2 separate regions of the Mus musculus genome follow, and region 1 is linked to region 2. The links are chromatin loops, found by intact Hi-C in ENCODE. Cell type or tissue: left cerebral cortex. All regions are shown on one strand.

Evidence for each region. A loop is a pair of places that touch in the nucleus more often than their neighbours do. Peaks named below come from ENCODE experiments on the same cell type or tissue, not always from the same donor. Only the 100,000 strongest peaks of a DNase experiment are listed, where the experiment ranks them.
Region 1: a loop joins it to region 2, with 2.9 times the contacts of the local background. A loop is called at or near these places in 17 of 42 quality-filtered maps.

The regions. Positions count from the first base shown.
Region 1 is chr4:154,815,608-154,823,607 of GRCm38, reverse strand. No RefSeq gene overlaps it. Among named protein-coding and RNA genes, the nearest start is that of Ttc34, 18 kb to the left of the region's middle. In left cerebral cortex, no CTCF peak of the experiment used is centred here; a DNase peak (open chromatin) is centred at 4,087.
Region 2 is chr4:154,324,561-154,332,560 of GRCm38, reverse strand. It overlaps Prdm16 (PR domain containing 16), which reads left to right. Exons shown (of 17, transcript NM_027504.3): 13 at 3,728-3,897; 14 at 4,127-4,301. Among named protein-coding and RNA genes, the nearest start is that of Arhgef16, 29 kb to the right of the region's middle. In left cerebral cortex, CTCF peaks have their summits at 1,997 (motif pointing right), 3,501 (motif pointing left) and 7,955 (motif pointing left); a DNase peak (open chromatin) is centred at 3,496.

The sequences.
Region 1 (8,000 bases), 490 kb before region 2:
CAGATCCGAGTGACACCTGAGGCTCTCCTGGTCTCCAGCATTCGCAGATTGCCAGCTCGTGAGTCTCCTCACATTTGCTCCTTGTCTCAAAGCTGTGGGTTCCACCTCAGGGGAGTCCCACGAGCTAGCAAGCTGGCCACATGTTCTCTGTTCTGGGATCTGGACATGGGTGTCGTGGGCACCATTATCCCACTGACCACACACAGGCAAAGCTGATCAGGGTGATCAGGACATTTCAGAGCAGAACAGGGGGCCTGTGGGAGCTTACAGTCTGTCTGTGCAGTGGAGACTGAGTTCCCTTCCTCAACACATCTAGCTTCTTTTGCCTTTTTGTCTTGGTGGAAAATTTTAATGCATACATACTGATATACTGGTTAGTTTTTATTGCTGAGCTGACCCAAAGTGTCACAGAGAAGAGAAAACTTCAATCGAGGAATTGCTTACTTCAGATTGGTTTATGGGCATGTCTGTAGGGCATCTTTGTCTTGATTGCTAATTAATGTAGGAAGGCCCACTGTGGGTGGTTCTATCCCGTGACAGGTAGTCCTGACCTGTATAAGAAAGCTAGCTGAGCAGAAGCCAGGAGTAAGCTAGTCAGCACTGTCCCATCGTGGTCCCTGCCTCTAGGTTCTTGGCTTAACGTCCCTCTTTGATAGACTATAACCTGTAAGATGAAATAAATCCCTTCATCTCAAGTTGCTTTTGGTTATGGTATTTATCACAGCGATAGGAAGCAAGGCAAGGTGCAGCAAATGCATCAGGGCCACTTGGTGGGCCAGTGTCATATTGGGCTGCCTGGTGTAACTATCTGCATGTGCGCACAGTCAGTGTTTTTCTGCCTTTTATGTCTAGATGCTCTGATGAATCCTGAGAGTTATTCTGCCAAAGAGCATTTCAGGGAGCAGGGAAGAGAAGCATTGCTAGGGTTGCTATCTCATTACCTCCCACAAGCTCTGGGCAGTTCAGTTCCTGTCTGAAGATCCCCAGGGCCAGGGCCAGGGCCAGGGCCAGGGCCAGGTTAGGGCCTCCTTGGGGAGGGACATCTTACCTGTGTTGTCATCTGCTTTAGATCAGGGATCTTAGGGGCTGAGTTCTGCTGGGCTATATACCAAGCTTGCCACTCAGGGCCAGATGTGAGTGCTGGAGGAAAGGCGGAGTGCCAGAGAGGAGCCTGGAGCCCCACCCAGTCAGCTGTAAGATACAAAGTCATAGGATTCCCCACGAAGGGAAGAGGCTGTTGAATATCGAGGAAACCGTGTCTGGCGGTGGCTCAGGTTCACACAGAAGGAATGGTGGTGAGGCCAGAGTCAAGCATCCGCTCATACGGGGCAGGCTCTGCTCAGAGCGTTCTCTGTTCTCTGTAAGCTTCAGCAGACATAGGACATAAGTGCCCAACATGTTGGTTTGGGGACATGGGAACAGACAGGGCTGTGCCCTCACAATCTGGGGTGAGGTCCAAGATCAAGGTGTTGGCCTGCTGGTTCCTCCCAAGGCCTGTCCTGCCTTGTGGTGGAGTCTTCACCCTGTGTTCTCACACAGCCTTCCACGCTGTGTATACATTGCCCTCTCTCTTCTCAGAGGTCACCCATCAGTAGGGTTGCCCAATGACCCTATTTTTCCTCAATGAACTCTTTCAAGACCCCATCTCTGAATTTAGTCATAGTCTGAGGTGCTGAGGGTGGGCGGTTCAGGATCAACATGCTTTCTGTGGGAGACCTTGATGCAAACAGGGCTTCTCTAAAGCCTGTGAGAGGCCAGCTGGTTGTGGGGCCTTTGCCTCGGTGGTCTGTGGAAAGGTCCCTTCCAGAGTTTCCTGCCTTAAAGGGCTAAGAGCCATGGAACTTTTGCTCAGGACCCTATGGGCTTCCCATGGTCTGGGGCAAGTTTTCCTGTATTGGCTTTTTGTGGTCCTTGCAAAGACATTGTCTTGTCTGTGTTGACAGCTTATGAACTGTAAACTTTTATAAAAGCTGACTATTCTATGGAAAGGAGCCGATGTAGCCTGGGACTGCTACCATCATAGCTGCTACCTTCTTGAGTTGTTTGTGGATTACAGCAGGGGCTCAAAGGCCAGGGTAGATGCTCACTGGACCGGGCTGTGTACAGAGCGAACATACTTACACTCTGGGAACAGACTAGGCAAGAGCTCCCTCCCTCCCTATGTAACCTATTCTTGCACCATGGGATTCCCTAAAGCCTGGTGGGCACCACAGAAGCCCGCCCTTGCTTCTAACCCACCTGGGCTAGAAGATCCAGCCAGATTCTTTTTCCTTGAGGAACTGTGGGAAATGGGCAAAGGTTGAGGCTTACCTGTATCTCTTGAGTTCCTGCCAGAAAACTAGAGAAATAGAGAGTGGGTGAGATGGGCCAGTTTGGTCCCCGTCTAGGCAGGAGCCCTGGCTGAAGTGTGGGATAATGAGAGGCTGGATCTGCACTAGAGAAGTTTGTGGTACCCACCCCAGCACTGGGCAATGCCCGGCACTGGTGGCAAGGTGCCTGGCTCTGAGCTGCCTCATGCTGTCCCAACTTGAAGACTGGAGTGTCCCTGGAGTGCCAGCCCCCCATGTCATATCATTGTCAACAGGGCTGAGTCTGATGTGTTGTCCAGATGGCTGCCTCTGGATCTAGTCTCACCTGGAGCTATCATGAGCCCCACTCAACATGACAGAGCCATCAGGAGACCCATCCAATGTGTCAGGGGTGGCTGGACCGCAGGCCCCGGGGATCCTGACTGGGAGAGAAAATTGTAACTACCCTGACTTAGTTCCTGTAGTAGGGCTGAAGGGAAACGGTTGTTGAAGGTAACTTCTTGTCACTGTGACAGTGCCAGGTATGGGTTCTATTTCACGGAGTGGGCCTAAAATCTGATCAGAAAGGGTTTATTACTCCCTTAATATTTGTGCTACGCTTGCTCCAGAGTAACATATAGGCAGGTTACTGCTGTGGGTCTCAGAGTATGTAACTGGGTGATGTTGATGGCTAATTTCCTACTCTGGTAGGAAAGCATACAGCATATCCACAGAAAAACCTTAAAGCACCTCTAATTCCAGTCAGCAGGGTGAAACATCTGTTTAGGTGCTGGCTCTCTTTCTCCATGATCAATGGCATAAGTGAGTTGTAGCTTCAGCAAGAGAGCCTTGCTCACAAGTTGTGGAAGGTAACCAATAGCCTTGGGCAATAGTCAGTGGTGCTTTGGAGAGTCCATAGGACCCCTTTAGCCAACAACACAGCAAGACGTACCCAGACTCGAGTTGGAGGTTCCTTGCGTTAGAGGTGGCACTCAGCAGCATAAGATGGTCCTCTAGACTCAAGATCTCTTCAGATGGCAAGAGCCAGAGGTGATGTTTGACACCAAGGAAACTATCTTCACAGAGACCACGGCAGCTTGCACAAGACCTGCACAAAGCTCAGACCAGACAGCAAACAGCACAAAGTCCCACCCCTAACCAAGAACCTATTTGCAGTTACCATTGAGAAAGGCAACTCAGTCACTGGCTATACTAAACAGGTCAGAGCAGGCACTATGCCTGGGCCAACACAAAACAAACTCCAGTTTTCTCTTTGCATGTGTGTGTGTATGAGAGTTTTTGTTGTTTTATTTATTTGTTTTGATTTCTGTTTTATTTAGTTTTTGAGTGAGACAGAGATAGAGAAACAGAGATGGGGAGATGGACAGAGAGAGACTGAGTGGAAAGGGAAGTGGGGAAGGTCTAGGAGAAGTTGGGAGAGCAGAAAGAATATGATCAAATTCTATCGCGTGTTAAATCTTCTTTCCTTTTTAAAAAGGTGGCTTCTGGTGACTAAATCAACTGGAGGGGTGTGGCTCTGTTCCCAGGGAAGTCCTGGCTTGGGGAGGAAGGGGTGTTTGGGGAACTCTCATTACTCTACATCTCAGCCACTGGAAGAGACAAGTGTGCTGAGCCCCAGACCTCAGACAGATAACAGGCCATCTATCCCATTACTCCCCGAGAGGCATTTGGGACATACGTGTGCTAGCAAATGAATCCTTGCTGACCTGATTCAATTTTCAGTGGGTAGCTGTCTCATTCGCAGCAGTTCCATCTGCAGGGAATTGGCTCACAGATGTTCCTTTTCTGCCAGGAAATCCGAAGTGACTCTCAGGAGTCCTCTCTCTGGAGTCCTCCCTCAGGAGTCCCCTCTGAGGAGTTGGTTCTGAACCATAGGCTGTGCTCCTGGAAATTCCTGCAGAGCTGGGGAAGGGAGGATGGAGGAAGCAAGGAGGGGGGGAGGAAGGAAGGAAAAAGGGGGAAAGGGAGGGATAGAAGGGGAAAGGGTGGAGGAAGGAACAAGGAAGCTCTAGAGTCAGGGATGCTGCAGCTCTACCAGTTCCTTAGGACATTCATTCAGCAACCATTTTCTGAGCATCTTGGCTGTCCTAGGTGAAACCCTCCCTGTGGAACTGCTGCCTACAGCCTGGCCCGGGTGTCCTCCAGTCCTCCAGGCCTGGCTATGGCTATGTCCTGCTCTCCCTGTCCTTCAGTGTGATGAGGGACCCAGACAGAGTCATGCCTGCATGTGACAAGGCATGTCATCTGAGGACGGGCTGTCCGGTGGGTGCTGTGTGACGGCCTCTGCGAGAGCTCAATGTCAGCGCTCAGAGTCCCCGAAAGATCTCAGGGAGGCAAAGCCCACAGGTGCACCCTAGTTACTGTCCTTAGGGTCCCCATCAGGGTCAGGGTTATGTTCCTGCAGGGCAGTTAGGCACATCAAGGTCACATGGGCACGAAGGCATCAGGCCGTATGTCTGATTCTGGTCTCTTCTCCTCATATTGGTGTCCTGGGGAAGGCACAAGGCCTTCAGCATAGCTGCTTGTCCCTCCCACACACCTCTGGGCTCTTTGGCTTAGGACCCTGGGGTCACCTGAGGTTGCCAGCTTGGGAAAGGGTCTTTAGGATTGGCAGCTACTGCCATTACAAAGGCTCTGCCTAACTAGCATAGGCCTGATCACAACTAGCACAGACCTGACCACAGCTGGCACAGGCTTGACCACAGCTGGCACAGGCTTGACCACAGCTGGCACAGGCTTGACCACAGTTGGCACAGGCTTGACCACAGCTGGCACAGGCTTGACCACAGCTGGCACAGGCTTGACCACAGCTGGCACAGGCTTGACCACAGCTGGCACAGGCTTGACCACAGTTGGCACAGGCTTGACCACAGCTCTGGTTCTGCATGTGGAGCACAAAAGTACCAATGTTTGGTGGCAACAAGAGACTCTGGCTGCTCTCCCTGGGTCCCTGCCTGGGGTCTCCTGCTCTGGCAGCAAGGGCCTTGGCATCAGAGTTTGCCAAACAGGCAGGGAGGTGTGGGTAGGTCAGCCCGTGGTTGGAGTGCAATCCAAATTCGGGTGGGAATCCAAGTCGGATTGAGAGATGCCTGTGCGTAGCAGCCATTAACTACCAGGTAACAGATTTGATTAATTTTGTGCCTGGAGGTTTTTTTTTTTTTTCTTAGTTTTTTTGCCCCCCCCTTCCTAAAGAAATCAGAGAAAACAAAATATTTTTCTAATTAAATAAATCTACGGTGCTCGCTAATGGAGCCCGTCTGTGGGCTTGTGACAGGGCAGGGGGAGCTGTGGAATAATGATTTTATTTTTTCATTAAATAGAATTATAGGCAGTTACTCAAAGCAGCGCTGAGCCTAATTGAAAGAAACCCATTTCTTCTTAATTTACTTTCACGGTTTTGGATGATAAAAGAGTGTGTTCGTTGGAAAATTAAATAAAAAACACAACACAGGGAAAGAACTCTGTTTAGGTGAGTTATTCTTTCCCCTGTCCCCAGGCTCAGGTGAGGAAAAGGGAGACGCAGGCTCTGGGGATCTATCTGGGGGTCAGTGGCTGCAGCAGGGAGGTCCCGAGTTCTCCCTGGTCTGAGGGGTTTCGGCTCAGTTCCTGGGGGGTGCTCACAGCCCCTTGCCCCAGCCAGCAGGGATTGTACCATTGCTTGGGCCTCTGTCCTGCGTCTCTAGCAGCTGGACCACCTATTGCAAGTGGTTTCCACTCCTGGGAATGGTGAACATGACTGCAGGCCTGATGTATGAGACTGTGGAGTCAGGCCTGGGTCAGCGGGGCACCTGGTGACTGGGTGTCCACTGAGAGCTCTCACCCCTGTGTCTGTGTGGATGTCCTGGCTGTGACCCATAGCCTTCTGACACTTTTGTCACCTATCCAGTTGCCATGGCTCCCCTCTTCCAGGCAGCCTTCCTGGATCAGCACCTCTCTTGCACTTATCACTAGCAATTAGTGGGTCCAGGTCACAGGGTGGTCAAGGTTACCCACCATCCTATCCTGTTCTTCCAGTTAGGTAGAGTATGTGCCTGCAAAGACAGAGAGCCTAATCACAGAGGTACTCTACAAGGCACTGTTCCAACTGTGAGCCTGCTCTGTCCTTTTCTAACCTATCAGGTTGTGGAGGCTTCAGAGGAACTGATGCAGGGCAAAGGGCTGCTCTGTCCCTGACAGCCAGTGTGATAATGCCTGGGTTCCCCGGCCCTCCTTAGTCTCTCAGGGCCACCCCAGCTCTGCTCTCTTGCAGAGTCTGCACCTGGCTGTGCCTTAGGGTCACCTCTGGGTGAGGTCCTAGCTGATTCCATGGGGGCTACAGCTGCTAAGGTCTCTTTCTGTTCACAGCTTCTGCTGCTTTCTACACTGATTACTTCTCAGGAAGGGCTAGGTGACCGAGATAATGTCTCCAGTGTGTGAAACCCTCGGGTATTCACAGTCCTCTCTTCGTCCACTCCTCTAGCCTGCAACTATCAGAGGTCCTGTCCCTTGAGGTGGTCTGAACCTGGGTTGGGGTATTGTCTTAGTTAGGGTTTTACTGCTGTGAACAGACACCATGACCAAGGCAACTCTTATGAGGACAACATTTAATTGGTGCTGGCTTATAGATTCAGAGATTCAGTCCATAATAATCAAGGCCGGAGCATGGCAGCATCCAGGCAGGCATGGTGCAGGAAGAGCTGAGAGTTCAACATCTTCATCTGAAGACTGCTAGTGGAAGACTGAGTTCCAGGCAGCTAGGACGAGGGTCTTAAAGCCCACAGTGACACAGCTATTCGAACAAGGCCACACCTACTCCAACAAAGCCCCACGTCCAAATAGTGCTACTCCCTGGGCCAAGCATGTTTAACCCACGACAGGTGACAGGTATCTTCCAGCAGACCCTGAGCATGAACACTGGAGTCTCCATTTAGGATGGCTCCTCACCCAGGCTACTTATAGGTACTTACCTGTTATATATGGGGCTGAACCCCAGAGACTCCTGGGCCCCCCTCTCTTCCCACAGCTAATTCAGCCCCAGCCAGACACTTCACTGACAGAGTGGCATTTCTGGTTATTTGGGGAGGGTTCTGTCAGGGTCTAAGTTCAGTAGCAATCGGTTAGTGATACCTGCTCTGTGTGAGATGTGCCATGGGTACCAGCGGCAGGCATCGGCCATCGGCTGACTGATTTTTGTTTTGTTTTGTTTGTTTGTTTGTTTGTTTTTGTTTTGTCTTTTGCCATGGTTAGAATGTGTCCCCCCCAAAGTCCAAGCATTGAAACACATGACCAACAGGATGGTGTTGAGTGCCTTTAAGAAGAAACTGGGAGACAGAGCCTTTCTCCCCAACAGCAGGATCCAAATGAGCCCTTACAAAAGGGCTGACCCGTGCTGTCCTTGTTCCCTGCTCTTGCCCTGTGAGGACCAGCTCTGCTGCCCCTCTGTACTGACTGGTTTTGTGTGTCAACTTGACACAGGCTGGAGTTGTCACAGAGAAAGGAGCTTCAGTTGGGGAAGTGCCTCCATGAGATCCAGCTGTAAGGCATTTTCTCAGTTGGTGGGGGGTGGGGGGAAGGGCATTGTGGGTGGTGCCATCCCTGAGCTGGTAGACCTGGGTCTGTTACAAAGCAAGCTGAGCAAGTTAGGGGAAGCAAGCCAGTAAGTAACATCCCTCCATGGCCTCTGCATCAGCTCCTGCTTCCTGACCTGCTTGA
Region 2 (8,000 bases):
AGACAGGGAACAGCCCTTTACACACAACTTACCCTGGCTTTGGCGTCTTCTCCTGGAGTTGGAGAAAACATACCTAAAGACACTCTTACGTCCTAAAACACCAGCATGCAAGTTTTACAGAACTTAGATCGCAGAGGTAGAAAGACCTGACCAACTGAGGCTGGAGAAGACCGTCTTGCAAACGTGAGACCTGCACTCACATCCCAGTACCCACATAAGAGCTGAGCAAGGCCGTGTGGCCCTTTAGTTCCAGTGCCAGGTGGGCTGAGACAGGAGGATCCCTGGAACTTTCTGGCTAGCCAGTCTAGCCAAATCGCTGTGCCTTAGACCCAATGAGAGACCCTCAAAAACAAAGTGTGTGTGGGGAAGCAATAATGGACGACACTCTACACATAACACAGGAATGCACACACACATATGTACATATGCATGCATGCACACACCCTACACATTTACATTTTTAATTAAGATTTTTAAATAGAAAAATTAAGAATTGAGAACAAAAGGACTGAACCCCCAGTATGCCTCCTTCCAACTTTGATATAGAGGCTTTCCTGGCTGCCGGGCGTAGCCTGTGTCATACTTGGATGCCGGCCTTCCAGGACCAACCTGGAGCTCCTGAGCAGGCCTGTGACTCCTGCTTTGTGGACGCACGCCTCCCATCTCCTCCCCATCTCCTGTTCTGTGTCTTATATGAAGAAAGCCGACTTGGTGTCCAGCGGGGGCTACAGGTGGCTCCTGCAAGACTCCTCCTCATTTGTTTTTATTCTTAGAACATTTTTAATTCTCTTCTTTCCTTATCTGTCCTCACTTTTAAAATGATGTAGCAGTGGTGGCTGGCTGTAGCCCTCCTATGTCTCAAGAAAGATGCTACTCGGCCCAGAAACCAGGATGAGAGGTCTGGTTTCACCCTCTCCTGCCCTGTGCATCCCTCACGTCTCTGCAACGGCCACAGGCATGGTCACAGCAAGGTCCTCCCAAAGCTGTCTGCTGGGCTGCCCGTGCCCTCTCCTCTCTGCGAGCACAATGGCGTGTTGCTTTATGCGGCACAGCTGTAAATTTCCCTAGCCGCCTGTCAGCTTATTCACAGTGCAGAGCCCAGCTGCTGAGCGAACTCTGCTCCCTCGCAGCCCTGGGGCTCTCTGCTCCCCTAAATTTCAAGTGGACGTCTCTGCCTGGGCCATTTATTTAGATTAGAACAAGGAGAGGCTACATTCAGCACCCTGCAAGCAGAGCTCTGCGAAGGCCTCTGCCGCTCCAACCTCCCTCCCCATCCCAGCATTCCCATGCCGGTGCTGCTGCATAGGAAGAGGGGCTGTCAGAGGTCTCTGCAGTTCCCGAGGAACCAAAACAAAAGGAAAAAAAAGAGCTATATGTACGTGCTTCCGAGGGACGGGCAGGCCAGACCAGGGCTGCCTGGGTGACCTGTGGCATCTGCAGGGGACTCGTGCTGTTGAGGGAACTCCTAGTCCCATGAGCAGCTTAGCCTTGGCTTTACTCCGCAGATACAAATCAAGGTTTCTTTTCCTGAGCAATCACCCTCCCCGCCCCCCCCCCAAAAAAAAAGCAGGAAGAGCTGGGCCTGGCCCTGTCAAGGTGTCGCTATGTTTTAGGGTGTGTGGGGAGAGCAGGTGAGAGGTGAAATTCCTTCCGAAATGTTGCATCCACAGGGGGTTATAGAGCAAGCAGGACCGAGACCTGATATTGCTCAGGCTGTGCAACATCAGGTGTGCGAACCAACAGTCACATCCGGGCATATTTTGCAGGTGGTCATGTGAGTCACATTGTGTCCCAGACTGTGGAAGAAAGGCTGTGTCCAAGGACACCTATGTGCCCCAGAGGCCACTCAGGACTCCCTAGGATACAGTAGAGGCCCAGACCTGTGATAAACAAGTCTGGTGAGGCAGTTAAAAGTATAGCAGGAGCAAGGGGAGCCTGGCCTCAGACAAGGCTGGAGGCTGAAGGGACCTACTGAAGAAGGGAACCATACACAAGGGGGCGACACAAGAGTTCAAGGTTGGAAGGTCACATGCCTGAACGAAGGGCCTGGACAGGAGGAAGGGCCCCTCTCAGAGTAGCATCCCTTTCTCTGGGGCCTTAAACTTCCTTGGTTTTTATGGGGCATCCAAGGACCAGAGGATTCGCAGGCTCTGAGAGTCCAAGGGCAAAGTTAATAAATGCGGCCCTGAGTATTCTAAGCTCAACAGGGACAGAAACACAGTCAGACACCCTGGGCAGGGGCCCACACAGACCTCCAGGGTCCATCCAGAGCCTGGCTCCTCCTGTACTGGATAGTACAGTGCTATAAAAACTGCTTTGACACAGCCCCTCCTGGCTGTGCCCCTGCTGTCCTCGGGCACGTCCGCAACCACATGACAGAGGCTCGTGACCAGTGTGCTACTCTAGAGCCTGCCACCAGCCCCAAATCGCAGTGGGGCAGAGCCCATAGGAATGCAAGCCTGCTGTATTTAGAACAATCACACATCCATGTGGGTGAAAAAAATTTTAAAAGCCCCCCCCCCATCTTTGCCCTCACGGAGGCTGACATAGCAGGCTCTGGCTCTAGAGAGGAAGGCAGCCTGTCTCACAGCACTGGCGCTGGAAATCTTGTGTGTTGTGTTGTCACCTAGCAGGGCTCATTTCCCAAATATGAAAGTATATACTCGCACAAACACGGTTTTCAAGTGCTGTGTGTGTGCCTCCGAGATCCAGATAAGCGCCCAAAGGCGTTCTGACGACTGTTTTGCATATGTGTGCTCATATACCTGAGCACACACATGCACTTATACTAAACACACACTGCATGGATGCACATGGATGCAGAAAAAAATACACCACGGAGACAGAATCCCTGCTGCAGGGTCCGTCTGTGTGTACAGCCCTCGGGGAAGCCCTGTCAGCTCAGACTCCCACAATGCACCGCAGCTCAGACTCCCACAAGGCACAGCTCGCTCCTTTCCAGGGCGCCTCACATGTGCTGCGGAGCCTGGAAGGTCCCTTCTTAAATCACGCACTGTTCTTTGTTTTGGGCCTGGTTTCTTTATTGTGGGTATTGCTTGGGCCCTGTTATAAAACTGGGAGAGAGCCGGCCTCTGTTCTCTGCTGTTAGGGCCAACGAGGCCACGCCTGGAGGGCAGCCACACAGCAGACGTCTCTCACTGACCACAGCTTCTAACTGCGCCATGCTCTCTGGTAAAATGGTTTCCCAAGTGCTTGGTCAACCTAGTGGGGGTGTGGCAGGCAATACTCTGAGCACACAGGAGCCCATAGTAGCTTGAAGGATTCAATATGGCTACTAGCTGGCCTCAGCATCGAAACCACAGTCCCAAAATCCCCCCACCTGACCTCCAGGGTTACTAAGAGCATTAGATAGCCACCACGAGCCCCCAAGTGAAATGGGGCTGGTTCAGGGTCTTCAGTCAGCAGAGGGCTGCTTTCCCATCTCAGGGTAACCAGCCAGAACAGCTTTCTGTATCTTTCGGTGGCTCAAGGCTGCCCTCTTGAGGCTGAATAAAGAATGTCACCTCGCACTATCTCAGCATCTTACTCCCTCCAGTATAGAGCTCAGGGATAGTTAAAACCTGGCCTAGATGTCTCTAAGAATAGAATCCTAGGACATGTCTGAACTCTCCAGCTGGGTAGTCAGGTGACCTCGGGGACTCCACAGTGGACACAGCTCCCACGGCACTTGATCTCTCCTCTGAGGCAAGGCGCACCTGTTTTCCAGGTGCAAGTACTGTGACCGGTCATTCAGCATCTCCTCCAACCTCCAGCGGCACGTGAGGAACATCCACAACAAAGAGAAGCCGTTCAAGTGCCATCTGTGCAACCGCTGCTTCGGGCAGCAGACCAACCTAGACCGGCACCTGAAGAAGCACGAACACGAGGGCGCACCAGGTGGGTGGGGTGTTGGGCGTGGCGGCGGAGGGGCGTGGCGGAGGAGGGGCGTGGCGGCAGAGGGCGTGGCGGAGGAGGGGCGAGGGAAGAGACCTGGCAAGCAAGGGCAACATCACCCCTCAAACAACTTTCTAAGAAACAGTTCCCTGAGATCACCCCAAGTGCACATTGGCACTGAGTGAGGGCTGGATGCCCCCAAGAATGCCCCTGACACTCAGCCCATCCACAGTGAGCCAGCACTCCGGGGTGCTCACGAACCACCTGGGCACCAGCGCCTCCTCCCCCACCTCCGAGTCGGACAACCATGCACTTTTAGATGAGAAGGAAGATTCTTACTTCTCCGAGATCCGAAACTTCATCGCCAACAGCGAGATGAACCAGGCATCCACTCGAATGGACAAACGGTAAGAAAAATAAGCCAACCCAGGCAGGTCTAGACTCAGCTCCTCTAATGGTATTGTCCAGGATGCATGAATCTCCACCCCTGGATGGTACTAGGTCCCATATGAAGGAGGTCCCAAAACAAGCAGAGTCCTCCCTACCAACCTCCCCATGTGCACACCTGCAACCACTTTTCCACTAAGAGGGAGAGGGAGACAGAGACAGACAGAGACATAGAAACAGAGAGAGGGGGAATTCAGCCAGGCTACAGAGGTGTTCTCTGACACCTCACATCCAAATGTCAGTGTCTCCTTTACGTGGGGACTCTCCCTTCGGCACGGACACCTCCATATCCCAGGAAATGAAACTGATCAGAGAAGTCATTGAAATATAGAAGTTCTCTAAACCCTAAGAAATTTCAAGAAGGGTCTCCAGTTTTGAAGAGGAGAACCAGAGGCTCATAGAAGTGGCATGACTTGCCAGTGCACGCCTTTAATCCCAGCAGTTGGGAGGCAGAAGCAGGCGATTTCTGAGTTCAAGGCAGCTTGGTCTATAGATTGAGTTCCTGGACAGCCAGAGCTACACAGAGAAACCCTGTCTCAAAAAAATAAAAAATAAAAACAAGGGGCTGGCGAGATGGCTCAGTGGGTAAGAGCACCCAACTGCTCTTCTGAAGGTCCGGAGTTCAAATCCCAGCAACCACATGGTGGCTCACAACCATCCATAAAGAGATCTGACTCCCTCTTCTGGAGTGTCTAAAGACAGCTACAATGTACTTACATATAATGAATAAATAAATCTTTAAAAAAAAAAAAAGAAATACTATAAAAAAAAGGGGGGGTGGCATGACTTGCTGACTCAAAACTGGCCCAGAACCTAGAGCCAGGACCCATCCCTTATTGCATGAGCCATCATGGGCCACAGCTCTGTGCCACCAGGGTCTAGCTTGCTCCCATCCACTTTGAAGAAATGAGGGAGGGTTCTCCAGAGATGTGTTTCTTCAGACACTTGTCTGTACCTCCAAGGCAGGCTGCACCTCCCTTGTCTCTGGTGCTTTGGGGAAACTGTGAAGACCAGACCAGTCCACACCATCAGTAAGGATGTCTTAAACTCTTTTACTGCTCACAAGTCTTTGGTCTTGCTGGCAGTCCCTAATTACACATGAGGGCCCAGGCTGCAGCCCACCAAATGCCCTGGCTTACCCTCATCCTGGCCTTAGGCACAGTGCTCTGAATGGAACCAGCCCTGTCCTTCAAGATGCAGTGTCTGAGAGCCACTCACTTGTTCAACAGCTTGATGCCCTCCCTGTCAGAGGAAGCTGTGTGTGAGAAGGTACCTCCACAGCAGGCCTTCCCTGACCCCTCAGAGAGCTAGAGAGTATGCCCCTGTTGTTGAGACAAGCTCAAAATGTAGCTTCCTCAGACCCCAAAGCAGAACCACTTAAAGAACCATGAAGACTCGTCCTCACTGGGATGGACAGGACCCAAGTATACATGGATTCCCAGGGTCCTGGGTACCCAGAAGACTGCAAGACATGCCCCTTCATTCTGAGCCATAGTGGCAGGCCAGAGGACCCCACACACATGTCCAGAAGAACAGGGGGCATTTGTGGAAGGAAGAGGAAAAACTGCTCCCCATCCTTGCAACCCTAACCAAATCATGGGTGCTCTGACAGAGCTCCCCGCCGTCTCCTCCCTCACATTCAATATTAATGATAAGAACATAGTTGGACCAAGAGAGGGCCATCCCCTCCCAAGCCCAGCCCATTTTGTTGAAGTGATGTCTCCAAGGTCCAGCCAGCTTTGTCCTGAGAGCTGAGGAACCAAAGGGGGGTTCCCCCACAGTTGTCACCACAGTTGTAAGAGCAAGTGTGTGTGAGGTTGCCACGACTTGGCAGTCTAGTGGGAAGGACAGCAGACTCAGCTAGGGCCGGTACCCACATTCTCTGGGTCTTTCTCTGTTGAGTCCCCCCTTTAGTGATCAGTGAGAACCCAGTGCCTGCCAGGCCAACCCAAAGGATTGTCTGTGTGCTGAACTGTTTCCTCAAGGACCACATGTGAAATCTAACCCCATCCCTCAGATGGTGACCTGGGGCAGGGTCCCCCTAGAGGTGTCAGAGTTACAGCAGAGTCCTACTGGATTTTGGTGGTGATACTTCCACATGCAACATGCACACGCGCGCACGCACACACACACACTCACACACACACACGAGGAGATAGATACAGGTGAAGGGCCAAGGACTGTGGGAGACACCAGATCTTCCCTCAGAACTCCCAGCTGTGATGTATCTTGATCTCTCAGCCTTTTGCTTCTCTGACCCTGGGACTGTCCCTTCCTGCTGCTGCTGTGAGCCATGTCAGTCAGCATGCTAAGCATAGCTGCCTCTAAGGCAGCGTTCCTGCCTCCACCAGAGAAGCTGCCCTCCTTCTTGAAGCTGACACCAATCCGCTAGGGTCCCTGCTGGGCAGCACATACCAGAGAGTGAGCAGGCAAGAAAAGAAAGCATAAAATCTGCTTCCAAACAGCAGGATTCCTCTAGCCCCGCCCAAGACCAGCCAGCAGGGCTAGCTTTACCACCCCAGCTACCCAGTGAGTGTGGCACCCAGGGCTCTTCCTGTCCTTGGATCTGTCAGGACTGAATTCTCTTCCACTGCCACTGCAGGGTGACAGGATCCAGACCCACCACCTAGCTAGAGCCTTCCGGTGCCAGGAGGTGAACTTAACATAGGCTTGGCTGGCCCCCAACACAAGTGACTAGAAGCCAGGGACATAGGAAGCCTCAAGATCTGTCAAGATTCTGCCTGTCTGGGAAGCATGGCGGGAGGTAGCGTCATGGGTGGAGTCAGCCTGCAACTGCAACAGAATGACACCACTGTGCAAGTCAGTCCACTAAAATGCCACCTTCAGTGATAATGACTGGACCCCTCTCTCCCCCAAGACCACAGGCACTGCCCAGTCAGGCCCCCAGAGCTGAGTAGAAATGAAGGCCAGAAAGAACTAGGAGCTCTAGACATGGGATTCAAGAACTGGTTGCCTTTTGCTGTGTCCATTGCTGGTGTGGACCCTGGCAAGATGGCCATGTCCTGGCCCACAAGTTATGGTCATTGACTTGAACAGGAACCAAACTGGTGGTGTTCCTTGAAGGAACTAGATCTGGCTGCTCACTCTCGTTAGTAAGGAACCAGTGCACAGAAGTCTTTCCCAGAGCCTAGATAGGAGACTCATGATTAGGAATCAAGCTGATCTTGCAGAGGACTAGAGTTTGCTTCCCAAAACTCATACCAAGCAGTTCACAGTCGCCTGTAACTCCAGCTCCATCCGATTCAACACTCTCTTTCGGGATCTGTGGGCATCCACACATCTACAAACAGAAAAAGATAAAATCTTTTTAAAAAAAAAAAATCTCACCCAGAGGCTTGAACACATGGCTCAGTTGGTAGAGCATTTGTTTTGCAAGCATAGGGGTCTGAGTTCAAGCCTCAAAATCCGTGTGTGTGTGTGTGTGTGTGTGTGTGTGTGTGTGTGTGTGTGTGTTTAAGGGGGTGGGAGCTGAAGAGATAGTTCAATGGATAAGAACACTAGCTGCTCTTCCAGAGGTTCTGAGTTCAATTTCCAGCAACCACATGGTGGCTCACAACCATCTGTAATGGGATCAGATGCCCTCTTCTGGTGTGTCTGAAGAGAGCAACAGTGAACTCATATACATAAAATAAATAAAT